Regions from separate parts of the Homo sapiens genome. Here all the other regions are linked to region 1. The links are chromatin loops, found by intact Hi-C in ENCODE. Cell type or tissue: B cell. All regions are shown on one strand. Links, peaks and the distances in the headings refer to the core of each region. The heading gives the core; the rest is flanking DNA.

What was found. Hi-C counts contacts between places; a loop is a spot of excess contacts. Peaks named below come from ENCODE experiments on the same cell type or tissue, not always from the same donor. Only the 100,000 strongest peaks of a DNase experiment are listed, where the experiment ranks them.
Region 2: it touches region 1 in a loop (5-fold over the local background); 2 of 110 quality-filtered maps call a loop at or near these places.
Region 3: it touches region 1 in a loop (6-fold over the local background); 2 of 110 quality-filtered maps call a loop at or near these places.
Region 4: a loop joins it to region 1, with 7 times the contacts of the local background. A loop is called at or near these places in 4 of 110 quality-filtered maps.
Region 5: it touches region 1 in a loop (9-fold over the local background); 5 of 110 quality-filtered maps call a loop at or near these places.

The regions. Positions count from the first base shown.
Region 1 is chr12:104,639,438-104,646,052 of GRCh38, forward strand. The region is part of intron 2 of CHST11 (carbohydrate sulfotransferase 11); the gene reads left to right. Among named protein-coding and RNA genes, the nearest start is that of MIR3922, 51 kb to the left of the region's middle. RefSeq lists enhancers at 3,780-3,829, 4,727-4,776. In B cell, for the core only: a CTCF peak has its summit at 2,537 (motif pointing left); DNase peaks (open chromatin) are centred at 2,614, 3,208, 4,064 and 5,024; H3K4me3 peaks cover 1,490 bases; H3K27ac peaks cover 4,000 bases.
Region 2 is chr12:104,717,697-104,724,311 of GRCh38, forward strand. The region is part of intron 2 of CHST11 (carbohydrate sulfotransferase 11); the gene reads left to right. Among named protein-coding and RNA genes, the nearest start is that of MIR3922, 130 kb to the left of the region's middle. RefSeq lists enhancers at 2,662-2,751, 2,810-3,438, 3,412-3,461, 5,403-6,021. In B cell, for the core only: no CTCF peak of the experiment used is centred there; DNase peaks (open chromatin) are centred at 2,985, 4,475 and 4,775; H3K4me3 peaks cover 1,722 bases; H3K27ac peaks cover 1,354 bases.
Region 3 is chr12:104,379,701-104,383,700 of GRCh38, forward strand. It overlaps LOC105369949 (a long non-coding RNA gene), which reads left to right. Exons shown (of 4, transcript XR_007063432.1): 2 at 2,086-2,252. Among named protein-coding and RNA genes, the nearest start is that of CHST11, 75 kb to the right of the region's middle. In B cell, for the core only: CTCF peaks have their summits at 2,317 (motif pointing right) and 2,523; a DNase peak (open chromatin) is centred at 2,331; H3K27me3 peaks cover 445 bases.
Region 4 is chr12:104,580,465-104,584,464 of GRCh38, forward strand. All of the region lies in intron 1 of CHST11 (carbohydrate sulfotransferase 11), which reads left to right. Among named protein-coding and RNA genes, the nearest start is that of MIR3922, 9.2 kb to the right of the region's middle. RefSeq lists enhancers at 2,429-2,478, 3,305-3,374. In B cell, for the core only: no CTCF peak of the experiment used is centred there; DNase peaks (open chromatin) are centred at 2,447 and 2,977; H3K4me3 peaks cover 741 bases; H3K27ac peaks cover 3,624 bases.
Region 5 is chr12:104,566,635-104,573,249 of GRCh38, forward strand. All of the region lies in intron 1 of CHST11 (carbohydrate sulfotransferase 11), which reads left to right. Among named protein-coding and RNA genes, the nearest start is that of MIR3922, 22 kb to the right of the region's middle. RefSeq lists an enhancer at 3,336-3,425. In B cell, for the core only: no CTCF peak of the experiment used is centred there; DNase peaks (open chromatin) are centred at 3,267 and 4,997; H3K4me3 peaks cover 1,205 bases; H3K27ac peaks cover 3,411 bases.

The sequences.
Region 1 (6,615 bases), core at 1,035-5,034:
CACACAGTAAGCCAATCACTGTGATGATGGATTTTCCTAAAGAGAAGTAATTTTTTCATGAGGCAGCCAAGCTAGGAGGTAGGAGAACAGGTCTCAAATCTGCCTTCCCAAAGATGGGATTTTAGGGATCTTTATGGGATAGAGGAGCAAGGTGGCCTGAGGCATGGGGAAAGGCGATTGTGGGTAAGAGAACATGAGGTAATTGGCAATCCATGCATACGTGGTCAAGCTTCATTGCCCTTCACGGAATAAGAGTTCAGAAAATGGTGGCATTAACATGATCTGAGGGAGTAGTGTTTGGCCCTCTGATGTCAAAAGGTCACCTCTCATGCCTTTGTGCAGGCCCAGTTGGAGGTCGGTGGTCTCAACCAGCTTGTGTTTGCAAAACACATACCTAAAAAAAGACTCATATACCAAATATACAGAGAACTCTTAAATTCAACAATAAGAGAACAAACAGCCCAGTTAAAAATGGGTGAAAGATACAAACAGATGTCGCCAAAGGAGATCTACAGATGGCAAGTAAGCATAAGAAAGGATGCTCTACATCATATGTCGTTAGGGAATTACAAATTAAAACAAAAATGAAATAACACTTAATACCTATTAGAATGTCTAAAATCCAAAACACCAGCAACACCAAATGCTGGTGAAGACATGGAGTAACAGAAATCTCATTCACTGCGGGTGGAAATGCAAAATGATACAGCCCTTTTGGAAGACAGTTTGGCAGTTTCTTATGAAACTAAACATCCTCTTATCATGTGATCCAGCAGTTGCACTCCTTAGTATTTACTCAAATGAGCTAAAAACTTATGTATCCACAAAAATCTGCACACAAATGTTTATGGCAGCTTTATTCATAATTGCCAAAACTTGGAAGCTACCATGATACCCTTATACAGGTGAAGGGATAAACACACTATGATGCATCCATACAACAGAATATTATTCAGCAATCAGAAATATGCCATCCAGCCACAAAAAGATATGGAGGAACCTGAAGTGCATATTACTAAGTGAAAGAAGTCAATCTGAAAAGGCTACGTTCTGTATGATTCCAACTATATGACATTCTGTAAAAGTTGGCAAATGTCTGTAAACAGCAGTAAATGACTATGGGGGCAGTAAAAAGATCAGTGGTTGCCAGGGTTTCAGGAGGTGGGGAGAGGGATGAACAGGAAGAGCACAAGGGATTTTTAGGACAGAAAACTACTCTATGCAATGCTTTAATGGTGGATACATGACATTACACAAAGAATGAAGTCTAATGTAAACTATGGACTTCAATTAATAAGAATGCATTGACAGTGGCTCATCAGTCACAACATATGTACCACACCAATGCAAGATATTAATGATAGGGACAGGAGGCAGGGAAATTCTGGGCAGAAGAGGGTTGGTCCCCAGCGAGGTCCCTACCCTCAAGCTGAAAAGCCTAATACTGTAGCCCAAAGTGAGACCTTACATCCCTGTTTTCCCGCTCAAATGTTGCCTGCCCCGACCCCCATCCTGTGCCCATAAATACCCCAGGCTCAGCCAACAGAGAGGGGAGAAGCAGCTGGACATTGGAGACTACAGTTGGATGTCAGAAGCAGCTTGACTTCAGAGGGACAGCTTGATGGCATAGCTTTAGAGATGAGTCCAATCGGGGACCACTGGACTCCAGGGGAAAATTACCTTCCCACTCCTTCCCCTTTTTAGCTCCCCTTCCTGCTGAAAGCCACTTTCACTGGCAATAAAATCCCCCACATTGGCCATCTTCAAGTCATTTGTGTGACCTCATTCCTCCTGGATGCCAGACAAGAACTCAGGTGCCACAAATGTGAATGCAAAAGGGTGTCTGTCACATGGACCATCCACTGAGCTGTTAACACTTAATCTGTCCATGGATGGCAAAGCTAAAAGGGCACTGTAACACTTCTTCCGGGGCTTCAGGGGTCATGGACACCCTCCCCTAGATGCTGCCACAGGGTCAGTACAGAGTTCGCTCTTGCTGGCACCCAAAAGCGTTCACCCCCACCTCCTGCACCCATTCACCTGTGTTCCCCCTCCTCTGAGGGGTGGAACAGTGAGTGAGTGGAATTTGCCCCTGCCAGCACCCATGTACTCCAGTTCCTGCCTGCAAAGGGGTCAGGGAAGTATCCTGCTTCATTAATAATGGGAAACTGGGGGTTAAGGTATGAGTGTATGTATATGGAAGCTCTATATACTTTCCACTCAATTTTTCTGTCAACCTAAAACTGCTCAAAAAAGAGAATCTATTAATTTAATTAAAAACAAAACTGGGTGGACCCTACCCACCTTCCTACCAGCAAACATGAGAAGGAGGATGGCTGTTCCCCAGTGCTGACGGGGGCACTCAACCTTCTGGGGGCAATTTAGCAATGGATAAGAAAATAAAAAGTCTGTAATCACCTTGATCTGGCACTTCTAGGAGTTTATCCTAAAGCCATGGTTCTCAACCAGGGGGGATTTTGCACCCCATCCACCCCAGGGAGGACATTTGGCAACATCCGAAGATAGTTTTGATTGTCAGAGCTGGGGAGCTGCTACTGTCCTCTAGTGGGTTGAGGCCAGGGATGCTGCTGAACGTCCTATGGTGCACAGGACAATCCTTACAACAGAGTCATCTGATCCTGTACGTCATTAGTGACACTTCTGAGAAGCCCAAATGAGGAACTGGGTAGGTACATAGTACTCATCTCAGTATTGTTCACAGTAGTGAGAAATTAGAAATGATCAAAATATCATGTGGCAGTAATTAAAGGATGGTATATCCATACTATGGGATCCTGTGCAGCCTTTAGAATGGCAGTATGGGAGTATGATCTCTAATATGAAAAAAAATGCTCATGAGACATACATGAAAAAAATTACAAAGCGACATGCATAGAAGAATTGTATCATTGTAAAGACAGAGTACCTATGCGCATTTCTTTTTTTACTTTTTACAAATTAATTTGATTTTTTTAAATTTTGAGACAAGGTCTTGCTGTGTCGCCCAGGCTGGAGTGCAGTGGCGCAATCGTGGCTTACTGCAGCTTCATCCTCCCAGGCTCAAGCAGTCCTCCCACTTCAGCCTCCTCAGTAGCTGGGACTACAGGCGTGTGCCACCATGCCTGGCTAATTTTTGTATTTTTGTAGAGATGGGATTTCACCATGTTGCCCAGGCTGGCCTAGAACTCCTGGGCCCAAGCGATCCTCCTGCCTCAGCGTTCACAAGTGTTAGTATTACAGCTATGAGCCACTACACCCAGCCTGTTATGTATCTCTGAGAAGACACATAACAAAATCTCAAGCCTGTGTCTAGGTGGTTGGAATATAGGTGGTTTTTAACTTTTAAAATTATTTTGGGGATTTAGATTTTTTTTTTTACAATGAACATTTATTACTTTTATAATTAAAACAAGAATACTTTTTAAAATTAAGAAATTATGCAACTAGATATGTAGTCAAGTAGAGGTTGCTTAAATACTAAGGTTTATTTTCAACTACTAATTACTTTCAAAAGTATTTTAAGGAACACATTGTCATACCAATTAGATGCCCACTACATGCAGGTTTTGTACATTTCATTTACTTCTCAAAAAGCCGTGTTGTAGGCTGGGCATGGTGGTGCACACCTGTAATGCCAGCACTTTGGGAGGCTGAGGCGGGAGGATCACTCGAGGCTGGGAGTTCAAGACTAGCCTGGGCAACATAGTGAGACCCCTGTCTCTACAAAAAAATTAAAAAATTAGCTGGGCATGACGGCACATGCCTGTAGTCCCAGCTACTTGTGGGAGGCTGAGGCGGGAGGATAGCTTGAGCCCAAAAATTTGAGGCTGTAGTGAGCTATGATTGTGCCACTGTGTTCCAGCCTAGGCAATAGAACAAGACCCTATCTCTTAAAACAAAGCAAAACAAAAAACCGCAAACCTTGTTGTTGCTCCTCACCACCCATTTTAGAGATGAGGAAGCAGAAGTTTGGAGGGTTAGATACGTCAGATGCAGAGATGGGGTTCTACCCTGTGTTTTCAAAGTCCAAGTCTTTCCCTCTGTACCATGGTAGGGGCAGTGTGCCACTGTAGTGGGTAGCGTGTTTGTGTGGGATTATCAGTAACAGATTTCTTCCAATATGCTCTTTTCAAGAACTCCAGCACATTTAGGGGATTTCCATTTGAGGAACTTAAGAGGACATTCAGAGACTTTTTCTTCACACACACACACACACACACAAAGTTCTCATGACTTTTTTTTGTTGTTGCACTTGAGGAGTTTTTCCTATCTGGAAAATTCCTTTGCCTGGAATGGCTTATTCTAGATCAGGGATGGAAACATCAGTTGTGCCTGAGAATCTGGTCTGGGTCTCATGAGCGTGTTTTCCAGCTCCTGGAAAGCCAAGACTTCACTGTTTTAACCCAGGGTAAGAAGGGACCTCTCTAGAACATTTCTCAGCTGTCATCTCATAAAGAGACTTGTCAAACCTGATTCCTCTGGTACCAAGAGGAAGCAATTTGAATTTTCTTATTTCCTCTGGAGTTTAGGGGTGCAGTTAGCAAACAAAGGAACCTCTTAGGTCTCTCTGCCTTTGCTATCTGCTAGTGGAGACTGCTTTTCTTGGACGGTTTCTGCAAGGAGCTGTCCGGCCAGTTGTGGATTGGCTCACGGGATGGAGAACTGCTTCCTCTGAAGAGAGGGACTTCTGCTTCCTCCTCACTGTGCTTATTGCTGCTCAGAGGCTGCTGGGAAATCTCTGCCGCAGCCACCCTCCCAGCGTGCACCTCCTGGATATCTGTCCATGGAAGCTCCTGGACACCCCCTACCTTCCCTGCATCTGGGTGGACTCCCGCATGCACTTGCTGCATTTCGTCTCAGGTTGCCTTTTGACTCTCCACCGCTTATGATTCCACTCGGTGGCCTCCCTACTGATGTCTTTCCTCAGCCATCTTGTAAGTGGTTTCTCCTTGGTTCCAGCCCTCACTGAGGCCAGATTCTGTTTCCTGCCTTCAGTGTCTAACGTGTGGCCAATCCTCTTTCTTCAAAGGCAGAGTGGCCCTGCTTGCATCTGCCAAAAAGACACACCTGGGCTCCCTGCAGCTGGCGTGGTGCTGCCTGGGCATCCTGCCAAGCCAGCATGCCCTCTTTCTAGGGGAGCTTTCCTGCTTCTGGTTTTCAAATCCTTGAAGCAGCACTGGGGAGGCGATGAAGAGGGTCAGGTTTGGAGTCTCTGGCTGAGTCCTGGCCCTGGCCCTGGCAGGCAGAGTGCAGCTGGGGTGGTTCTGTCTCAGAGCCCGGTGGCAGACTGACCAGTGTAGGTAGGGGAAGACTGGCTGGACCTCCATCTCAGATCTGTCCCTTGAAAGTAGGGTTGGGATGAGACCCCTTAGAGGCTTCAGTCTGGAAGATAGTGCAGGAGCAGAGCTGGTAGGATTTGCTGTAGAGACCAGCCCTGTGCTGGAACAGGCCCATGGCTTATCTGCATGAAACCTGAGGACAGATCACTGCAGCGAGCCTTCTTCCACTTTTTTTGTTTTGTTTTGTTTTTTGAGACAGAGTCTTGCACTGTCATCCAGGCTGGAGTACAGTGGCATGATGGCTCACTGCAAGCTCTTCCTCCCAGATTCACGCCATTCTCCTGCCTCAGCCTCCCAAGTAGCTGGGACTACAGGCACCCGCCACCACGCCCGGCTAATTTTTTGTATTTTTAGTAGAGACGGGGTTTCACCATGTTAGCCAGGATGGTCTCGATCTCCTGACCTCGTGATCTGCCCACCTCGGCCTCCCAAAGTGCTGGGATTACAGGCGTGAGCCACCACGCCCGGCCTTCCACTTTTAAATTAATAATAATAGTTCCCATGGTTGGAGGGCACCCACTCTGAGCCAGGTACTTGGCAATAATCCTCTGAGGTGGAATCTGTGATTCTCATCCCCACCATACAGGTGAGGAAACTGAGGCTCAGGAAGTTAAAGAACTGACCCAACAGAGAGCCAGGGGGCTGGGCCAGGACTGGAGCTCAGGCCTCCTATTCTGCTTTGCAAGAAATATTTGTGTTGGAAGCCCAGCTGGGCTTGTTGGAAAAGCAACCTGCAGGTGGGGGTGGGCACCGCAGTTGTCTTTATTTTGGCCCCTTCTGAGTTTGCTGTTTGTCTGCCTGGGCTCTGGGGGGCCCTTCCCACCCACTCACCTTCCCCTGCTGGTCCTGGCCTCCAAGGGCTCCAAGTCCTTCCCCCCCACCCTCCCCTTGGCTTAGCTGTGGACTAATCCCTTTTCCCATTAGGTGAGCCAAGACAAGATTAGAGCTTTATTAAAAGGAAATTAAACTAGGAAATGAAAGGATAAACAAACCTCAAACAAGAAAAAACAACAGCACCAAATAAGATGAGTTGACAGAGCACCACTCTTTATCCTAAAGGGTATCCATCTACCTACAAATTAGGGTGTGGCTCCCAGTGGGGCCATCATCTCTTCTTCCACCCTCACCAGCTCTGCCTGTCATGATCAAGCTCGTCATCATGGTGGCTTCAGCAAACATGTTCTTTGGGGACCTTGGTGATGGCACCATACTCTCCAGCGCTTTGCTCACACTAGCCCCTCCCCTGATTTCTTTCTGAGTCCCGCATGCAGGATGC
Region 2 (6,615 bases), core at 1,250-5,249, 78 kb after region 1:
GGAGGCGGAGGTTGCAGTGAGCCGATATCACGCCACTGCACTCCAGCCTGGGTGACAGAGTGAGACTCTGCCTCAAAACAAACAACAACAACAACAGCAACAAATTCGCTGGGCAAGGTGGTGGGCGCCTGTAATCCCAGCTACTTGGGAGGCTGAGGCAGGAGAATCGCTTGAACCCAGGAGGCATAGGTTGCAGTGAGCCAAGATTGTGCCACTGCACTCCAGCCTGGGCGACAGAGCAAGACTCTGTCTCAAAATAAATTAATTAATTAAATTAATAAATAAAAGTAAAAGACAATAGGGCAGTAGCCCAGATGCAGAATCAGGACTTGTTCATGGAGCCCCTCCCACGTGCCAGCGTTGGTTGCATTCAGCAGCGGCCCCACTCCTGGGCCCATCTTTATTGAGCACTTACTATGCGAAAGGTACTTTGCCAAGCATGAGATGCCCATTCCCTCACTAAATTCTCATGACAGTCCCTTGAAGTAGTTTCAGTTGTCAGCCCCATTTGACAGATGAGACAGCTGTGGTACAGAGGGGTTTTGTGACTTGCCTGAAGCCACACAGTCTGTCAGTGGCAGAAGTGGGATTTGAACCCAGGGAGTTGGACTCCAGAATCTTCTCTCTTTCCTGGCTTGACCTCCTACTTCTCTACCATTCACGCACATTGTTCCATTGCAGCTGCACAACCACCAGGTGAGGACGGAATTTCGTTTGAATCCCTACTGCTTAGATACGGAGACTGAGGCTGACAAGGATTGTGTGGCCAGCCCAGTGTCACTCAGCTGTTCAGTGAGCTGCCTGGGCTCTTTCTCCACATCACACTGCCTTCCGTGTGTTACTAATGAAGAATGAATTTCTAGAAAATGAATATTTTCAAAACACTCCCTGCCACCTGCAGTCCCTTTGAGGAGTGGCGATTGTTTGTAGTTCCCCAGGCCCCCCATAGAGGTAAGCAATCACTCCTACTTTAGAACTGAAATTGGGGGCGTCTCCTCCCTGCCACCCAGGACTGTCATTTAGCCAGCCAGCCTGAAGACTGCAGCAAGCAGGCAGATGCAATGCTTGCGAGAGTAAACTTGGCCAGTCTCCCAGGAACTCCTTAATGAAAAATTTCATTCCGGTGGACGAGAGTGGAGTCGACACAGTCCTCATTACTGCCCAGGTCTAAATTAAACAAGACAAGGGAGGTTCTTGAGGAGCAAGGCAGAAGTTACTGAAGGCTTGAACAGTAAATTGCAGGAAAGGAGCTTCTGTCGGGGAAGGTTCTCCGACTTTCCAGGGTGCATGGAACCCCAATGCATTTCTCCTTTGGAGGATCAACGGCCACTTAGGTTGAGGGTACAGAATGGGGCACAGTAAACCCAGCCTCCTCATCCTTCCCTCTCTTGCTGGGTGAGGGCTGGGCTGCAGGCGCGGCCCCCAGGACTCTGCCTTGGTGGCTATGGTTCCAGAATGGTGACGCCCGGAAGCAGACACTCCGCAACGTACTGTCTTCTAGGCTGACAGCTCTTGCCTCCCCAGCTTGAATACATGCTCAGTGGGCCAGGGTTGAGTTCTGGAGTCCCCATGTCCCTTTGTAGTGACACCAGCATCTCTTTCTAGATAAGGGGCTTGCATAAAGAAATGCCATGTTGGCTTACAAGTAGGAAATCATGTTCTTTCCCATCAATTGGATTTCTAGGTGACCACCTGAGATCCGAAGTTCTGGAAGTCAACACACCATCCACCCACGCTCCCCTTGCCCACTTCACTCTGTCTCTCTCGTGCACAGGTGCACGCACACAGGGCTCAGGCTGCAGTCCGACAGAAACATAGGCTTCCTGCCATTAATTGGAGGGCCCTGACTGCAGACACAGCATAACTATCTATTCATAGTCTTTTTTTAATTCTAAGAAATGCTGCTCTAGCTATTACCTACTTCAGGGCAAATGACTGGCTGGCGTTATCAGCATTTTTCAAGTTATAAACACCCCCTCTTAGCTGGGACCCCTCTTTATTTTCAGTGTTCTTCAGAATGAGGAGTTGGGGCATGGCCAGCCGGCCCTGGCTGTGGCATGGAGGATGGACTGGCCCTGGGCACTCAGGGAGGGGTGGCGGGGGCTGCACCCCATGGCCAGGGGACAGTTACAGGCACCACTGTCCCCAGATGCCCCAGGGAACACTGTGTCCCAGCTGCTTCTACGTAACAATCCAGGCCATGGCTTTCCTTGTCTTGCACCCATTTCCTGGAGGAAAAGCGGGAATGGTTTAGGAATGGGTCCCTGCTCCGTGGCTCCTGAGAAGAATTCCCTCTCTCCAGACTAACGCTGGTGTCCAGGCACTTTTCCGCCTTTAGATCCAAAGCTATGGAGGGGCTTGTAAACATGTTGCTTTTTGTAAATTGAATAAGTGGACTTGTCTAGTTTCGTAAACATTGCTGGCGGCATCCGGAGCCCCAAGAAGCACGCTTCCTCCTGAAACACTGCCCTGCAGGCAGGACAGCTCCCCGACTCTGGCATCAGCTGCCATGTCTTGAGAGTCTACTGTGTGCCAAGCATTTTACCTGCAGAGTCTAATTTTATCCTCAATCTTATGCAGTGGGTACCAGGATTTTCCCTTTTTACAGATGAAGAAACTGGAATTGAGGAAGGCCGAGTTGCTCCCCACAGCCTCACGATCGTGAGAGGCAGGGCTGGGACTCATGGCGTCCAAGGCGTTTGGTGCTGTGTCTCTCCCTGAGGGCTGCGTGCAGCCTCCCCTTCCAGACCCCGCACGGTATTTCCTCATCCAGGAAGACAGGACCTAGGGCTGGACGGCAGCTACACTCATGTCATGCGCTGGGAGGGTCTCCCGGGGTCTCCCCAGGACCACGGCCACCTACCACCCCTGTCCCCTGAAGATAAATGATCGCAGCTGCAAATTTCAAACAGTGTGACGTGCTGCGGTCGGCAGCCAAGACAAAAAACCCACAGACGTTTGGCCTTTGAGGCAGAGGAACACCACGAGCTTTCTGTTGCTTTTCTTTTGATCTGCTGTTTGATTTTAAAAAGGGGAAAAAAAAAATGGAGAGGATCAGTGAGTAGAAATCTAATTTGAAAAAAAAACAAAACAAGTTCACAAAAACAGGAAATGTCGTCTACCGTGGACCAGTCGCTGCTGCTTTGGGACTTTTAAAATGACAGCACGTCTTATAGACGCCGTTCACCTCTCCTAGTGAGCCTGGAATTCTGGGGCTCAGAGGAGCAAGGTTGAGAGGTCGTGGATGTAGGAAGGGCGGAGAAACCATCTCATGTGCCCCGCAGCGTTTGCTCCAGGGCCGGGGCTGGTCCTCGGCTAAGCTGGCTTCCTTGGTTTTTCTAAAGGAAGACTCATGACTTCCCTGAGAAATGTTTGCTTACAAAAGACTGAAACCCACCCTGTGGTGCTGAAACCAAGGGGAATTTAATGCAAGAGCAAACCCTAAAGCCAGAAGCTGGGTTTGGGCCTGGCCCCATCCCCATCCCCATCTCATCAGGCATCACAGATTTAAGGAGTAGGGCTGTGGGTCCCTGGTGCTCTCTGAGCCCTTAAGTCTCTGGTGGGGCTTATCTCTGTGTCTCTCTTTCTCTCCCACACAGATACAGACACACACAGCCACACACACACCAGAGCTACCTCAGAATGGTGCCTTCAGCATAGAGCCTTTAATCCCACATGGGTCCAGGGCCCCACTGGCTCACTGTCTCTGACCGTCTGTGCCACCTTTATGGGAAAGAGAGTCAGATCGGTTCATGTATCTCTGTGCCTCAGCTTCCTCTTCTGCAAAATAGGAATGCTAATGGTATTTCTATCCCGGAATGTCTGTGAAGGTGCCATGGGTTAGACAGTGTGCTCAACTCATTCAAACTCAGGCAAGTGTACCCCTGCGCCTGATAGAGAATGAGTGCTCAAAATGGGGTGTGACTACTGTCCTTCCTATTGTACAGCGTCCCTGGTATAAGGAGTTACGTGAACAAACGTTTTCAGAGCCACCTCAAAGAGAACACAACCAGCATAGAAAAAAAAATAGATCGTTTCACTGAAAGAACCACTATAAATACTCCATGATAAGTCAGATTTCTGGAAGATATTGTATAATTTTCAAAGCACTGCCACATACATGGCTCAGGCGATTCCCCCAATATTCTGAGATATTACTGAGACTAATAAACAAGGAAATAAGAAGTTAAGGTATTGCCTGAGGTTGCACTGTCTGCAAGTGATGGAGTTTAAACTCAGATCCACGTCCCACCTCTAAATTCTCTGTGGGTTTGTTGTTGTTTGCCTGTTTGGTTTTGGGGGGTTTTTTTGAGACAGGGTCTTGCTCTGTCACCCAAGCTGGCGTGCAGTGATGCAGTCATAGCTCACTGCAGCCTGGACCTCCCAGGCTCAAACCATCCGCTCCCCTCAGTCCCTGGAGTAGCTGGGACTACTGGCGCATACTACCACACTCAGCTAAGTGTGTGTGTGTGTGTGTGTGTGTGTGTGTGTGTATGAGATTTTACCATTGTTGCCTGGGCTGGTCTTGAATTCCTGGGCTAAGCCATCTGCCCGCCTTAGCCTCCCAAAGTGCTGGAATTACAGATGCGAGCCACTGTGCCTGGCCAATTTGGTGTGTTTTTAACTTCATCAGAGGTAAAAGTTTTCATAATCCATCATATTTCTCTTTATACCTTGGCTACTGGGAAGCACAAACTAAGTGTGATGCCCAAACTCAGCACTGCCCTAACCGTGGTTTTTAGTATATTTTGTATATTGACTGAACTGCAGTACTTAGATGAGGTAGATTGGTTTTCTGAAACACAGTGTAAGTGCCTCTGTAAAGTGGATGAATTGTGCCTTTGCAGACGTTCAAAAATGGTGAGGATGAGTTTTATTTCTAACACGTCATCGTTTCTGCTTGTGGAAGAGGACGGGCTATGGTGGACGTAGCCTGGCACCTGTTCCTTCCTGTGATCTGGTTCTCTCTTCCAGCCTTGCTGTCTGGAGTCGTTGCTGGAAAGAGTGTCCAAAGAAAACAAGGCCCCATCCCCCTGCAGGTCATCTTTCTGTTTCCTGCTGATACCTGGGGGGAGGTGAGGGGAGACTTTCTCAAAGGCCCTGGCAGTGAAACATCATCAAAGTGAGCCAAGACCTTTGTGAGGCTGAGATGGGGATCACACCTTTCCAGAACGCTCATAAGTGTCACTTCCTAAGGATTTCAAACCTGCACAGACAAACCCACGTGTCCTACGGGAAGGCTGCTCTGTGTCTAGGGGAAGGCTAATGACTTTCTTGGCCTTTGTCCCTCAGTTCTCAGGGGGGTGGTGCTGGCGTGCCCTGTCAGACCCACTTACCCCAGACAGGAGCCTGACATGCCTGGCTGAGTCCTGCCTCAGGACTGAGGCCCTGTGGCTCAGTTTTTTGATCTGTGGTGTGAGCGTAGTATCACCTCCCCTGGGAGTCATGATAGCAGTCAGCAGTATTAACAACAATGACAACAACGGCAGCTGGGCCCCTCAAGGACTGTATTTAATACTCACGATATCCCTAATACAGCTGTGAGCCCTTTGTTTTAACTCATTCCTGTCTTAAAATCGCTGATGAGAAAACAGAGAGGCTGCCGACTTGCCCGGGATCACACAGCAAGTACACACACAACATAGTCAGGACAGCCTGGCGGGCGGGGTGGGCGTCTGGGGGGCCGTGGGTCTGCCCCAGGCCTCTGCCTGCACCACCCCTAACCCTGAAGGCTTGTTCAATCTGTGGCCTGCAGTGAAGTGAGAATTTGCGCTCCCCTTTCCCGACACTCACTCCGATAAATCACTCCCTGTTTTAGTTTTATTGTTAGAGCGAGAATGAAACCTCCATGGAGTGCCCCATATATCTGCCTCTGGCTTCTTTATAGGGTCTTTGGCATAGAGAGACATGCCCCTGGGAGGTGGTAAGAGTTGGGTTAGCCAAGAGGTGGTGCCCAAATTAGACTCTGGGGTGAGGGGCTGCCTTGCTCACCCTGGCCAGGTACCCCTAATTACTGTGACCCTAAGTGGCCCTCCCTGGAAAGGGGCTCTGTCGTATCACTTTAGTGCCCAGAAGACCGAGCGATTGGACTGGGTGTTTTCTGACCTCTTCTCAGAGAAAAACAGTTCCTATATAAAACGAATTCTGTTCAGTGTTTAGAAAGGAATGAAATTTTGACACAAGCTATGTGGATGAGCCTTGAGGGTTCATACTGGGGAAGTAGGAGAAAGACATTTCACAGACATGGTGGTAAGTGTATATGTATATAATTGAACATATAAGGCATTACAGGCAATTATGTAAATTTGAGTTGAAGGAGAGCTATTAGAGGTTTATAGGGAGAGTGTGATATGATCTGACATTTTAAAATAATCACTTTAGCTGCTCTGTTGAAAATAGATTATAGGGAAAAGAGCAGTAGTGTGGTGAATAGTTAAAGGGCTACTGAAGTAGTCCTAAACAGAGAAAATAGTGGCCTTCAAGTGGTGAGAAGGGCATTATGTTAACTGAAAGAAGCCAGACACAGAAGGACAAATACTTTACCATGTATCTGACGGCACCCGGAGTAGTCAGGATGCCTCAGGAGGATGGCTACCAGGGGCTTGGGGGAGGGGA
Region 3 (4,000 bases), core at 1-4,000, 260 kb before region 1:
AACTGGTCAGGAACCAAACCTGGAGATGCGCTGTATTTGGGTGTTTTTTGGAAGCTCTCCCTTTAGTAAAGTGGTTCTCACATTTGCTAAATGTGCACCTTAGAATCACCTGGGCAGTGTTACAAAATTCAGATGCTCAGGCCCTACCCTGGACCAGAGGAAGCCAGTCATGGGGAGTGGAACTTGGGCTTTGCTAGTTCATTACAAAATTTCTCAAGTGATTTCCTCATCTCTGTAGTGTTAAAATAAATTAAGATGAAGACCAGTGTGAAGAATCCCTGAGCAGACAAAGCCCGTTATGCTTCATAAGTGACCTTAATCTTCTTGATTTGCAAACATAAGCAAAACTGTATGCCTTTTTCTTTTTTCTAGCCTGACTTCACTAGCTATAACTTCTGGCACTATGCTGAATAAGGGTGGACCTCCTGGCTGGGCGTGGTGGCTCACGCCTGTAATCCCAGCACTTTGGGAGGCAGAGGCAGGTGGATCACAAGGTCAGGAAATCGAGACCATCCTGGCTAAAACGGTGAAATCCCGTCTCTACTAAAAATACAAAAAAAAAAAAAAATTAGCCGGGCGTGGTGGCGGGCGCCTGTAGTCCCAGCTACTCGGGAGGCTGAGGCAGGAGAACGGTGTGAACCCGGGAGGTGGAGCTTGCAGTGAGCCGAGATCATGCCACTGCACTCCAGCCTGGGTGACAGAGTGAGACTCTGTCTCAAAAAAAAAAAAAAAAAAAAAAAGAATGGACCTCCTGGCCTTGTCACTAATTTTGTGGGGGAAAGCATTTAGTCTTTCAAGCATTAAGTGTGTTAGCTATAGTTTTGTAAGTTTTTTTTTTTACAAATGGGTGCTGAATTTTGTCAAATGCTTTTTCTGCATTAATTTATATGATCATATTATTTCTCTTCTTTCACCTGTTAATATGGTGGATTGCATTGATTGATTTTCAAATATTCAACTACCCTTTCATCTGTGGAATAAACTCCAGTTGGTCATCCTGTACAATCCTTGAGATATATTGCTGAATTCTATTTGCTAATATTTTGTTAAGGATTTTCATGTATATATTCATGAGGGATATTGATCTGTAGGTTTTTTTTACTACCTTGGTTTTATTTATTTGTTTGTTTGTTTTTGAGACAGAGTCTCTCTCTGTTGCTCAGGCTGGAGTTCAGTGGCGCGATCTTGGCTCAGTGTAACCTCTGCCTCCCAGGTTCAAGTGATGCTTCTGCCTCAGCCTCCTGAGTAACTGGGATTACAGGCATGTGCCGCCATGCCTGGCTAATTTTTGTATTTTTAGTAGAGACAGGATTTCGGCATCTTGGCCAGGCTGGTCTCGAACTGCTGACCTCAAGTGATCCGCCCACCTCGGCCTCCCAAAGTGCTGGAATTACAGGTGTGAGCCACCGTGCCCAGCCAGCAGCCTCAACCTCTTAAGCTCAAGCAGTCCTCTGGCCTCAGCTTCCCGAGTAGCTGGGACTACAGGCACATGCTACCATGCCTGGTTAATTTTTGTAATTTTTATAGAGACAGTGTCTCACTTTGTTGCCCAGGCTGGTCTTGAACCCCTGGGCTCAAGTCATCCTCCCACTTTGACCTCCCAAAATGCTAGGATTACAGATGTGAGCCACTGTACTCATTCCTATCTGTGGTTTTAATATCAGGGAAATACTATCTTCATAAAATGAATTGGAAAGTGTTCCCTCCTCTTCTATTTTCTGAAAGAGAATGTAGAGAGATGGTGTGAATTCCTCTTTAAACATTTGGTAGAATTCTTCAGTGAAACCATCTGGATCTGGAGACTTCTTTTTTGGGAGTTTTAAAATTGCAAATTCGATTTCCTTAACAGTTGTAGGCATACTCAAATTATCTAGTTCACATTGGGTGAGTTGTAGTCATTTGTATTTTTCAAGGAATCGGTCCTTTTTAACTAAGTTGTCAAATGAATGTGTGTTCTCACTAGCTTTAAAAAATTCTCTTCCCTCCATTAGTTTCTCTCACATTGAAATGAGATGCTGATTCCTCCACATGCCTTCCCTCCCTCCAGATCAATGACAAAACGCATTCTCCTGTGCCCTAATCCAGGACAGCATTCTTGACAGGCAGAGCCCAGGATGGGGCAGTCCCGATGTAAACCCACAGTTTCGAGGAACCAGTTGGCCTTGGACCTCTCTGAAGAGCTCTGGAACCAGAAGGGGCTGGCGGTCCTCTAAGTCACCTTAGCCTACCTGGAGAGACCTCCGAGGCGGGAGGTAGGAGCTCCGTCCTTAAGGGCAGGTTTGAGAAGTCAAAAACGCTGGGGGCCCTGGGTACCACTAGGTGGCGCTCAAAACATACAGTTGCTCTTGGAGGCCAACAGTGGACCGAAGAACCTCTGTTTAGCTAGATTTGGTCTGTGGGGCATTTGTTCTTTAAGTGAGATGCACTTTAGAGTCTAGAAGCTGCAAGGACCCCACGAGCTCTGGGTTGGTGGACTTGGTAATACTTTCTCTGACTTCCCTACTGACAAAGGAGGGAAGGCTTGAGAGGTGGTGCTGGTTGGAGGCTCCTGCGAGATGTCAGAAGCACCTACCTCCGTGTGGGCTGCTGAGACAAGCATGCCCACGCGGAGCCTCTGTGTGGTTATGAAGTGTCAACACCCCGGCCAGGCCTGTAAAGAATCTTAAAGAATCTACCCTGGGCTCCACGTCCCTTCCAGGCTGGCTCAATGCCCACACCCCTTCCAGATCCTGCCCCCTGCAGATACTTTGATCTACCCCACCACGTTAAGTATACTTTAGGGAAAGAGTCCTCTGGAGTCAGTTGGGAGGCTCAAGGTTTTGTCCTGCCTCTGCCGCTAGCAGTGTGCCTTGGGCAAGACTTGTACACATCTTTGCTAGATTCTGGACTGAGTCCAAATCCTGTCTTGACCACCCACAGCTATGGTGCCCTCTTAGGAATGTTACTTAATGTTACTTAACCTTCGTGAGCCTCAGGTTCACAACTGTCATCTGGAGATAATAAAGACACTCATCTCATCTCATAGTGTAGTGAAGTTTTATTTTTTATTTTTTTAGAGACAGGATCTTGCTCTGTTGTCCAGGCTGGAGTGCAGTGATACGATCATAGCTCACTGTAACCTTCAACTTTTGGGCTCAGGTGATCCTCCCACCTTGGCCTCCCAAAGCACTGAGATTACGGGCAGGGAGCCACCATGCCAGCCCCAGCATCGAGTAAGTGCTTGATGGACATTGGCAGTTATTATTTTATCACATTTATTTATTTATTTATTTTGAGATGGAATCGCATTCTGTCACCCAGGCTGGAGTGCAGTGGCACGATCTTGGCTCACTGCAACCTCGGCCTCCCAGGTTCAGGTGATTCTTCTGCCTCAGCCTCCTGAGTAGCTGGGACTACAGGTGCACACCACCATGTCCAGCTAATTTTTATATTTTTAATAGAGATGGGGTTTCACCATATTGGCCAGGCTGGTCTCAAACTACTGACCTTGTGATCCACCCGCCTTGGCCTCCCAAAGTGCTGGGATTACAGGCGTGAGCCATCACGCCCGGCCATTATTATTATTATTATTGTTTTTGAGACATAGTCTCACTCTGTTACCCAGGCTGGAGTGCAGTGGCATGATCACAGTGCACTGCAACATCTGCCTCTGGGGCTCAAGTGATCCTCTCACCTCATCTTCCTAAGTAGCTGGGATTATAGGTGTGCACTGCCACATCTGGCTAATTTTTTTTGGAGGGGGGTGTTTTTAGTAGAGACAGGGTTTCACCATGTTGCCTAGGCTGGGTCTTAAACTCCTAAGCTCAGGTGATCCCGCCACCTCAGCCTCCCAAAGTGCTGGGATTACAGACGTGAGCCACCATGCCCTGCCATTCCTATTGTCACTAATTTTTGTACCTCTCCCATCCCAGCCCTAGCATAGGTTTACTTGTTTTCAATTGCTGCTCTAACACATTACTACTAATAGAATGGCTAAAAACAGCACAAATTTATTCTCTTA
Region 4 (4,000 bases), core at 1-4,000, 60 kb before region 1:
ATGCATGGTAGACATGTCGATTATGGATAAATTAAAGGCAAAATAAATGAATATTCAGTATGTCAGACACAATCAGAGAATGGTAGAAAAATATGTAACTTAACTTTCAACCTCTATAACAGCTAGGATTGTGCCCCATGCAAAGCTTCCTGGAAGTTTGGGAGCCCAATTTTTTCTCTCTACTTGTTGTAATTTACTTCTAGGATATAGCTGGGCCAGGAGGATTTTGTCAAGAAATGGGTGCTCAGTCTTCTGAGGCTCCATACTTCAGTTGGAAGGAAGGGGAATTTTCATATTTCTTGTTTTCTTTTTTTGTAGAGACGGGGTTTCAAGTCCAGGCTGGTCTTGAACTCCTGGCCTCAAGCAATCCTCCTGCCTTGGCTTCCCAAAGTGCTGGGATTAAAAGCATGAGCCACTGCACCTAGCCTGGGTTTTCATATTTCTTATAATTGTCTCAGAACTTTCAGTTCCAATACACTCATCGTGAAAAGCAAGTGAAGCCTTGAATATTGATGTTTATTGAGATCAGGACAAAGTGAAAGGCAAAAATCTGAGTGCCTTTTCTGCCTTTTCTGGTGTTTTTCTGGCCCTCCTGTTCTGTCCTGATTTCTGTCCCTGAACTCCTGACCTTGGACATGCAGGAGCTACTTCTCCCATCAGCCTTTTCTGAGTAGAACCTCTGATAAATGGATGCTTCTTGCATCCTTATCCTTGAGGACTTTGGACTCTGATCCCAAGGGTGTTGGCCTTCATTAGCTTCAGGGTGTTGACTTGCATTAGCTTCTGCTGGGGGAACAACCTCAAGCTTGGCCAGGTGGCAGATATCTGGAAGTCTTCATGACATACTAATATTTGTTGAGATATTAGTACTATCTATGTTTATATATGTATATCTGTGTTTATGATTCAAGCACAGCTGTGTCAACTGTTTAACAAAGTTTTATGGGAGAAAGCTTGATAATTGAGGAAAATTTATCCCTATTTATTTATTTGAACCACAACTTCTTGTAGTTTTTCAGACTTTGAGAAAGCTGGTTATGATTTGATGTAGTGGCCAAACATTGTCGAGTGACTGGAAACCGTTGATTTAAAGGAACACTGCCTGGGATTTCTGGCCTCAGTGAGGGCTGAGGCAGTTATTTGGTGGGCAGGAGGGTGGGGAGGGTCTTTCTGGGTACTGCTGAAGACCCACTACCTCTGTCTAACCTGACAGAGACTTCCCCAGCTGTTCATGACATCCAGGGCAGTGACCTTGGCTGTGTGAGGAGTGGCTCGGGCACAGGTGGTCTCAAAGGGCCTGTTACCCTGGAGCTGCCTCCCTGCATCTTAGCAAGCCTCAGAAGGCACAGGGCATTTTGATGCTGTGGCACTTTGCCATTTGAATTTGAGGAGATTTGTCTTGGCTTGGAAAACAAAGCATTCAACTTGTAGCAAACTAAAAGAAAAAGGAAGAGAAGTTGAGAACAAACACTCCATCCAGGAGTTTGGGCTTTGAGATGGGGATGGGGATGGGACGGAGGGAGGTGGAAAGGAAGTAAGGGATGCACTACGTCATTATCGTCAGCATCATCATTCTATCCTTATTTCATCCAGTCTAAGAAGACTATGGTTGTAGGATGCATCCTTATTTGCGAGAAATTGAAATATGGAAATGTGCGCCTGAGAGTTGTGGCAGCCAATGCACTCAGTGCTTTCCGCTCATGTCCTCCTCTTAATAACTTTATCAGGCAGGTTCTCTCATTATTTCCATCTTATTGGTGAGCAAACTGAGATGCAGGGGGTTAAGAAGCTTGCAGAAGATCACTCTGCTGGCCAGTGGAGGGGCCAGGATTTGAGGCAGGAATTCTAACACCCTTAGAGCCTACCCTTGGCTACAGTGCTCTGCTCCTGAGCAATGAAATCAGCGTTGGGGTAGTCATGTGTGTGTGCGTGTGTTTGTGCTTGAAGACTTTGATGTCAGCATTTTGACCAGATGTGTCAGACAGATATGTTGCCCCTGCCCCATCACCTTTACTGAGTTACTTAAACCCCAGGCCCCTGTTTTCATGTTATTATCTTTACTAAGGGATGCAACTGGAGTTTAAGTTCTTTCTGTGCATTTCACGTCCCCTCTGCACGCCCTTCTCATGGGGCCAATCACTGTTGGGAACACTCAGAGATAATAAACATTTCCCTGCTGTATCATCCTAGAGGATCTGTCATTTATTAACTGTGTACCGTTGGCAAGAACCTCTCTGCACTTGTTTCCTCATCTGTATGATAGAAATAATACATCTCGGGATGGTAGTGAGGAAGGGAGGGTTATATAAAATGACTTCCACTGAAGTGCCTGCCTGGCATTCAGCATTGTATAGAGCCGGAACTCCAAATGTCTTCTGCTTGTACCTGTTTTCCTTCTCCCCAAGTCACCCAGCTCACAGGTGGCCGCAAGCTCTGAACTGGAACTGTTTCTAACACATCTGGCTGCTTCCCCTAGAGACAGACATGCAAATAGCTTCATATCCTCTTGTAGCTGTAACCATTTGCAGACACCTTATTGTCTTACAGCTTTTTAATTTGCCTGCACAAATAGACCTGCCTGGCCAACTTGGAGGGAATTTTAATATCTAAGTGCGGCCACATACATATGTGTTGTATACTGGGGCCATGCCTTCCTGCTTATCAAGGCAACAGAAATCTTGTACATGGTTTTCTTACTTTCTGGATAAAGATGGGACCTTGTCTCTCCATTTTGTCATAACACTTTTTTATCTTTACTTTAAGATGAAACCCTCCTTAAAATTGTGAGTGTTTCCCTGGATTTCCCTGGGGAGAAACCACTACAGTGGCTTTGATTCTTTTTCCCCTCCTTGGGATCATTCTGATCCCATTCCATATCTTTGGAGGGTCTATGGAATGGGGCTCAGCTTTGCATCTTGGATTCACAAGAAGGGAAGCAGGGAGTGAGGGAGATTGGGGGACCGTGGGCGTGTTTCATCAGATGCAGCTCCAATGGCCTTTTCCCTCTGACCATATTTCAACAACCACACTTGACACACAGCCTAGCCTCCCCCAAAGCTCACGTGTGCACCCTCTGCCCCTGTCTGGGGCCTCCCCTATTCATTTTCAGATCGATTCTGACACCTGCTTTTATCTCCCTTACCCCTTCAGCACTTCTTGATGGCAGCAACTTAAGTTATACTTAAGCATCCTATATTCCTAAAATATGCAGAAATTAAACAAATGCCTTGTGCTCTCAGTTTTCAAAGATCTCTCTCTTTTTTTTGAGGATGGAGTCTCACTCTGTCGCCCAGGCTGGAGTGTAGTGGCGAGATCTCAGCTCACTGCAACCTCTGCCTCCTGGGTTCAAGCAAGTCTCCTGCCTCAGCCTTCTGAGTAGCTGGGATTACAGGCACCTGCCACCACACCCAGCTAATTTTTGTATTTTTAGTAGAGATGGGGTTTCACCATGTTAACCGGGCTGGTCCCAAACTCCCGACCTCAAGTGATCCGCCCTCCTCGGCCTCCCAAAGTGCTGGGATTACAGGCGTGAGCCACCGCACCCCGTCCAAAGATCCCTTGAGTAAAAATATTCACATCAGTGGCTGCAGATAGATAATTGTTTGGTTTTTGTTGGGGAAATTCCAACTCTTTGTTTAGAACTTGCCTGATTTTCAGTAGCATCTCTAACACTTAGAGTTGATTTGGATCTGGCATTATGTTGAGTCATCATTTTTAGTGGGAAGAATACTATACAATGTGAAAGAAAGTGTAAAAAGTACTCTATTTTAACAAAGTTGTTTTCTTTCTCTTTCTTCTTTTTTTTTTTTTTTCACAGCGTCTTACTCTGTCACCCAGGGTGGAGTGCAGTGGTAGAATCTACGCTCACTGCAACCTCTGCCTCCCGGGTTCAAGCGCTTCTTATGCCTCAGCCTCCCCAGTAGCTGGGACTACGGGTATATGCCACCATGCCTGGCTAATTTTTGTATTTTTAGTAGAGATGGGGTTTTACCACGTTAGC
Region 5 (6,615 bases), core at 999-4,998, 73 kb before region 1:
CAGAGGGACTCCTTTGAACCCATGAGTGTGGCCTTTATAACTCAATGCTCAGAATGTTTGAAAGAATAGGTCTTTAGAAAGTCGAAATTACCCTCTGTTCGGGAAATTACAAACACCTACAGGTACATACACCTCCCATGTTCCCCTAGTGTGAGTACGGCAGACATCACTAATGGATCCCAGCACCTTTCTCTGTGCTGAACCTGAATGGAACCTTAGAATCTTTTCCCCATAGTGCCTGAGCCTGAGAAAATATATACTTTTATAGTTATAGAAATTGAGACCCAGAGACTTAAGTATCTAGTGTAAGGCAGTCTTCTTGTAAGGTGAATGAATATAAATATATATACACACACATGTATATGTAAATTTTATGTTGGCAAGTTTTGCAAATTGTTCCTGATGGAACACCTCCCGCCCAATACATTTAAATCTGAGGTTCTTTATCAGGACCAATTTGCAAAACTTGTTGCTGTCTCTAAAGAATGGAGTACACTATCACACTGACAAAGTAGTGTATCCCTTACGCTTGCCAGTTTGAGCTGCAGGAATATTTGGGAAAATGAGCTGCATGTGTCAGATGGGCCACATCACCTGGAGCAGGCAGAATGCACCTGAGATGGAGGATGACTGACAAGTTGGAACATTTTTTGCTAGGCAAGGAGGTGCAGTTACAAAATATCTGCCTGCTTCAATCAGATCTGGCAGAAAATGCAATCCTTTCCTAGAGGGTAGAGAAACATTTGTTTGAAATGATTAGTTTCTTTTTGGGTAGAAAGGTGTTCCCTGGGTGGATGTTTTATGAGGCTTATGTCTGTCCCTCTCTCCCTGCCTCTTCCTTTATTTCCTTTTGTCCTTTAAGATCCAGCTCCCTTCTCCAGGAATCTTCCCCTCTGCTGCCTGCCCAAAGTACCTCTAGTTCCATTCCTGTTGAAACACTTAATTCTGTCCCCAGTGAGAGCCTCACAGCTCCACCTAGCATGAGCTCTCCTGTGAATTTTTTCCTGTGTACCTGACAATGTTGAGCAAGGATCCAGGGTCACACAGCCCATGAGCTGTGTGCAAAGTTTAGAGGTTGCCATGGTCTGAATGTTTGTGTACCCCCCACAAATTCAAGTGTTGAAACCTAATCCCTAATGCAATAGTATTGGGAGGTGATTAGGTCTTGAGGGCTCTGCCTTCATGAATGGAATTAGTGCCCTTATAAAAGAGGCCTGAGGGAGCCTCTTCACCCCTCTGCCATGTGAAGACACAGAAGGCATCACTGTTTGGTGCCTTGCCAGACACCGAATCTGCTATTGCTTTGATCTTGGACTTCCCAGCCTCCAGAACTGTGAGCAATACATTGATAAATTCCTTAGTCTAGGATATTTTGTTATAGCAGCAGGAGTAGACTAAGACAGAGATACCAAGTTTGTCTGTGGATTTGTGGCTTCCCAGGGCAGGTGAGCCTGGAGGAAGGACTCGTATGTGTGTTGTTTTTCTATGCCAGGAGTCAGAGGTTGGGCTGGGTCCCATGATCAGGGCTGCTGTTTAGGGCCGGGGTCTTCCTGTCTTCTGGCCTTGTGAATGGCCTGGTGCTTTGCCTGGCGAGAGGAGTCAGACTTTCCTCTCTTGCTGCAGTGTGTTGTTGCTGCTCTGCTGTCTAGCAGCTACCGTTGCCATGGAGCAGCAAGAGGTACTGTGCCAGTGGCCCCCCTCCCACTGTCCTTGCAACAGCTCCTCTGTCTGCCTCCTTAGCCCTCAGCCCTGCCATGGGATGGGAACAGAGGAGACTGCAGCAGCAAGTGTGGCTGATTTTAATTGATTTCTGCTTGGTACACATTTACTGATGAGCTGTAGGTCAGCAACTTCCAACAGAGCTGAGATGGGAAGAGAATGGCTGGCTGCCTAGTTGCTTCCTGGGACTTTGAATGGCATCTTGGCATTTTACAAATGTGATCATGGGAGCTGCTGATGGGACCTCCCCTAGAGATACAATGACAGCGGCACCTGTCATCTCTACTATTATCTATAATGTGGCTTGTATTTATCAACTCACTTAAACCTGCAGGCAGTATTATCTCCATTTTACAGATAAGGAAACTAAAGCTCAGAGAGGTTAAGTAACTTGACCAAATTAACACAGTGAAAAAGGGGCAGAGCTGGGATCCAATCCCAGGCAATATGGCTTTATAGTTCATGTTCTTAACCACTATTTTATACTGCCTCTGTATTTCTAAACTAAAAGTTGAAACCTACCATTGGAGATCTTTAAAAATAAAAGTAGGTCATTAGCTCTTTAAGACAGTCTATGTATGTAGCGACATTTATTAAATACTGACTGAATAAAGTACCTAAGAGTATGCCAGGTACTCTTCTAGTTGCTCTCATGTATTAGCTCATTAATCCCCACAACACTCCTGAGAGGTAAGTATTATTATTTTCATCCCCATTTTGCAGAGGAGAAAACTGAGGCATGGAGAGGGTTAGTATCCACGGTCACAGAGCCAGGATGTGACAGGACTGGAACCCAATTGTCTGGCTCTAGATTCTAAATAAAAGTGAAACTACTAGCTTATGAAACAAAATTTGACAAACCTCTCAACTTGGTTATTCTGACGGAAGAAATTCTAGGAATAGAGAACCCTCCTGGAGTTACCGTCTTAGTTACTAGAGCTCAGTTTGTGAGACTCCATAGCTTTTCAGAATATTTTATATTCTGAATAAAAAAATGCACACAACAAAAACAACCAGATACATTTGTTCAAAGGAACGATCCTCAGGATTTGTGGACAGTTCACTTCGAGACCAGTGTCTCTTACAATCTCAGTTTTCTGTCCTGAGCAGTTACCTTCAAAACTTAGGGGAAGAGCTCAGAGGATGTCTGAGTCCATTTTGCATCTTCATCACACAGAGCTCTGTGGCTGAGTGCATCATAGCTCTTAGGTACAGCAGACCTATTGGATTGATCAGCAGCAGAACTGTTATGCCTGGGGTAAGAACATAATGAAGTGGGGGAGATTCCAAGCTAGGAATTTGGGGCCCAGATTCTAGGGGATGCCTCCAGGGTTTTCAGGCTGCACCTTCTCCATTGATCTGCCCAGTTTATGGAGCCACAGGGGAATAAGTCCTGCTATTGAAGGTGATGTTGGTGCAGGTGGTATTGGGGTGGCACCATTGACCATGCTGCACTGGGAGTCCCCAACCCTGGGCTTTCCCTTTTGAGGTTCAGTGTAGGCTCTTGATTCTGCTTCATAATCTTACTTTACAGTTGGAGGAAGAGGACGGGTTGCGAAAGGAACTTCCTTTGCATGCGGTCAGAGTGCTGGGCCATCTGAACAGCCCCCTCCACGGTCTGCAACATTTCTACATTCTGATAGAAACAGTTAGTGGTCTTGACGTGTCTGACAACCTACAAAACCAACATATCCTGGGGTTTGATCTCTCTGGTGGTGTCAGAGGAGTCCAAAGTGAGCATCTGTAAGCTCGGCTGTGATCCAGCCTATTTGGGAGGATCTGTATTAAACCAGTGACTGCCCTCCCCACCCCACCTCTACTCCTAAAGGGTTCTGTTTCACAAGAGCCAGGCTCAGGTACCTGTTTTTCTCCACCCACACCTTGTTTATTCCTCTTTTCCTCACTGTCTTCGTTGTTGTTCTTGTTGTATATGAGAAAATCGACTCATTTTTAACATTTCGCAAGCCTCCCCCTCCCACTAGTAGGTGTGTGAGCAGCTGCAGATTTTACCGTCTGTAAACCTTCCACACTCCAGCAGATCCTCTTTCCACCTTTCAGCACTGTGCAGCCCACCCAAGCCACGTGCCTTCTTGGTGTCCCATCTATGCCTCTCTCTGAAATCAGGAACCAAGCTCACTGGGGATGAGCATGGCAGGACCTCAGGAAGAAGCCTACTCCTTTCCTTCCTGCAAGAAAATGTGCCAGGCATTTAGTATTAGGGATACAGAAGTGGATACACAAGATTCTTGCCTTCAAGCAACTCGGGAATTTAGAAGGAATAGCAACAGTATTAACAATTGCTACCATTTATTCAGTTTCAGTATATGTAAGCCACTGCACTTTTTTTTTTTTTTTGAGACTGAGTCTCGCTCTGTCACCCAGGCTAGAGTGCAGTGGCGTGATCTCTGCTCACTGCAGTCTCTCCCTCCCAAGTGCAAGTGAATCTCCTGCCTCAGCCTCCTGAGTAGCTGGGATTACAGGCGCCTGTCACCACACCCGGCTATTTTTTGTATTTTTAGTAGAGACGGAGTTTCGCCATGTTGACCAGGCTGGTCTCGAACTCCTGACTGCTGGTGATCCACCCACCTTGGCCTCCCAAAGTGCTGGAATTACAGGCGTGAGCCACCTCACCCAGCGCACTGTGCTTTTCCTGAATGATATCATCTAATAATTCTCAAAACCAGCCTGGAACGTAGGAATTCTTGTTTTCATCTTGGAGATGAGAAAATGGCAGAGAGGATAAGTTAATCAGCTGAGGTCACATAGCTAGCAGGTGGTGGACTCAGTAGTTTGTCTTTGGAGGACAGACAATTTTTTTTTTTTTTTTGAGATGGAGTTTTGCTCTTATTGCCCAGGCTGGAGTGCAATGGCCCGATCTCAGCTTACTGCAACCTCTGCCTCCTGGGTTCAAGCGATTCTCCCACTTCAGCCTCCCAAGTAGCCGGGATTACTGGCATGTGCCACCATGCCTGGCTAATTTTGTATTTTTAGTAGAGATGGGGTTTCCCCCTGTTGGTCAGGCTGGTCTTGATCTCCTGACCTCAGGTGATCCGCCCGCTTCGGCCTCCCAAAGTGCTGGGATTACAGGTCTGAGTCCTGCACCCGGCGACAGACAATATTATTAAGAACAATGTTGACTGAACGCCTCCAGCGTCCCACTTGTCAGTGCTTGTAGACACAGGCTTTCAGTCTCCTGAAGTGCTGTGGACACTTTGATCAGAGAGGGTCATGGCTTGTGAGGATCACCACACAAGAGGAAGTGGCAGCTCAGGTCTGATGATGAAGTTTGTCTGACTCCAGACCTTTCTGGCTCCTAACCCCTGGACCGTATCACCTCTCATCAAAACAGTGCAAGATGTATTATCAAATCCAGCCACTGGTTAGACTAGAAAAAGGAGCTATTAGGAGTGGTGACAGAGGGCATCCCTGTCTTGTGCCGGTTTTCAAAGGGACTGCTTCCAGTTTTTGATCATTCAGTATGATATTGGCTGTGGGTTTGTCATAGATAGCTCTTATTATTTTGAGATACGTCCCATCAATACCTAGTTTATTGAGAGTTTTTAGCATGAAGGGTTGTTGAATTTTGTCAAAGGCCTTTTCTGCATCTATTCAGATAATCATGTGGTTTTTGTCGTTGGTTCTGTTTATATGCTGGATTATGTTTATTGATTTGCATATGTTGAACCAGCCTTGCATCCCAGGGATGAAGCCCACTTGATCATGGTGGATAAGCTTTTTGATGTGCTGCTGGATTCGGTTTGCCAGTATTTTATTGAGGATTTTTGCATCGATGTTCATCAGGGATATTGGTCTAAAATTCTCTTTTTTTGTTGTGTCTCTGCCAGGCTTTGGTATCAGGATGATGCTGGCCTCATAAAATGAGTTAGGGAGGATTCCCTCTTTTTCTATTGATTGGAATAGTTTCAGAAGGAATGGTACCAGCTCCTCCTTGTACCTCTGGTAGAATTCGGCTGTGAATCCGTCTGGTCCTGGACTTTTTTTGGTTGGTAAGCTATTAAGTATTGCCTCAATTTCAGAGCCTGTTATTGGTCTATTCAGAGATTCAACTTCTTCCTGGTTTAGTCTTGGGAAGGTGTATGTGTCAAGGAATTTATCCATTTCTTCTAGAATTTCTAGTTTACTTGCATAGAGGTGTTTATAGTATTCTCTGATGATAGTGTGTATTTCTGTGGGATCGGTGGTGATATCCCCTTTATCATTTTTTATTGCATCTATTTGATTCTTCTCTCTTTTCTTCTTTATTAGTCTTGGTAGCAGTCTATCAATTTTGTTGATCTTTTTAAAAAAACTAGCTCCTGGATTCATTGATCTTTTGAAGGTTTTTTTGTGTCTCTGTCTCCTTCAGTTCTGCTCTGATCTTAGGTATTTCTTGCCTTCTGCTAGCTTTTGAATGTGTTTGCTCTTGCTTCTCTACTTTTTAATTGTGATGTTAGGGTGTCAGTTTTAGATCTTTATTGCTATTCAACATAGTGTTGGAAGTTCTGGCCAGGGCAATCAGGCAGGAGAAGGAAATAAAGGGTATTCAATTAGGAAAAGAGGAAGTCAAATTGTCCCTGTTTGCAGATGACATGATTGTATATCTAGAAAACCCCATCGTCTCAGCCCAAAATCTCCTTAAGCTGATAGGCAACTTCAGCAAAGTCTCAGGATACAAAATCAATGTGCAAAAATCACAAGCATTCTTATACACCAATAACAGACAGAGAGCCAAATCATGAGTGAACTCCCATTCACAATTGCTTCAAAGAGAATAAAATACCTAGGAATCCAACTTACAAGGATGTGAAGGACCTCTTCAAGGAGAACTACAAACCGCTGCTCAATGAAATAAAAGAGGATACAAACAAATGGAAGAACATTCCATGCTCATGGATA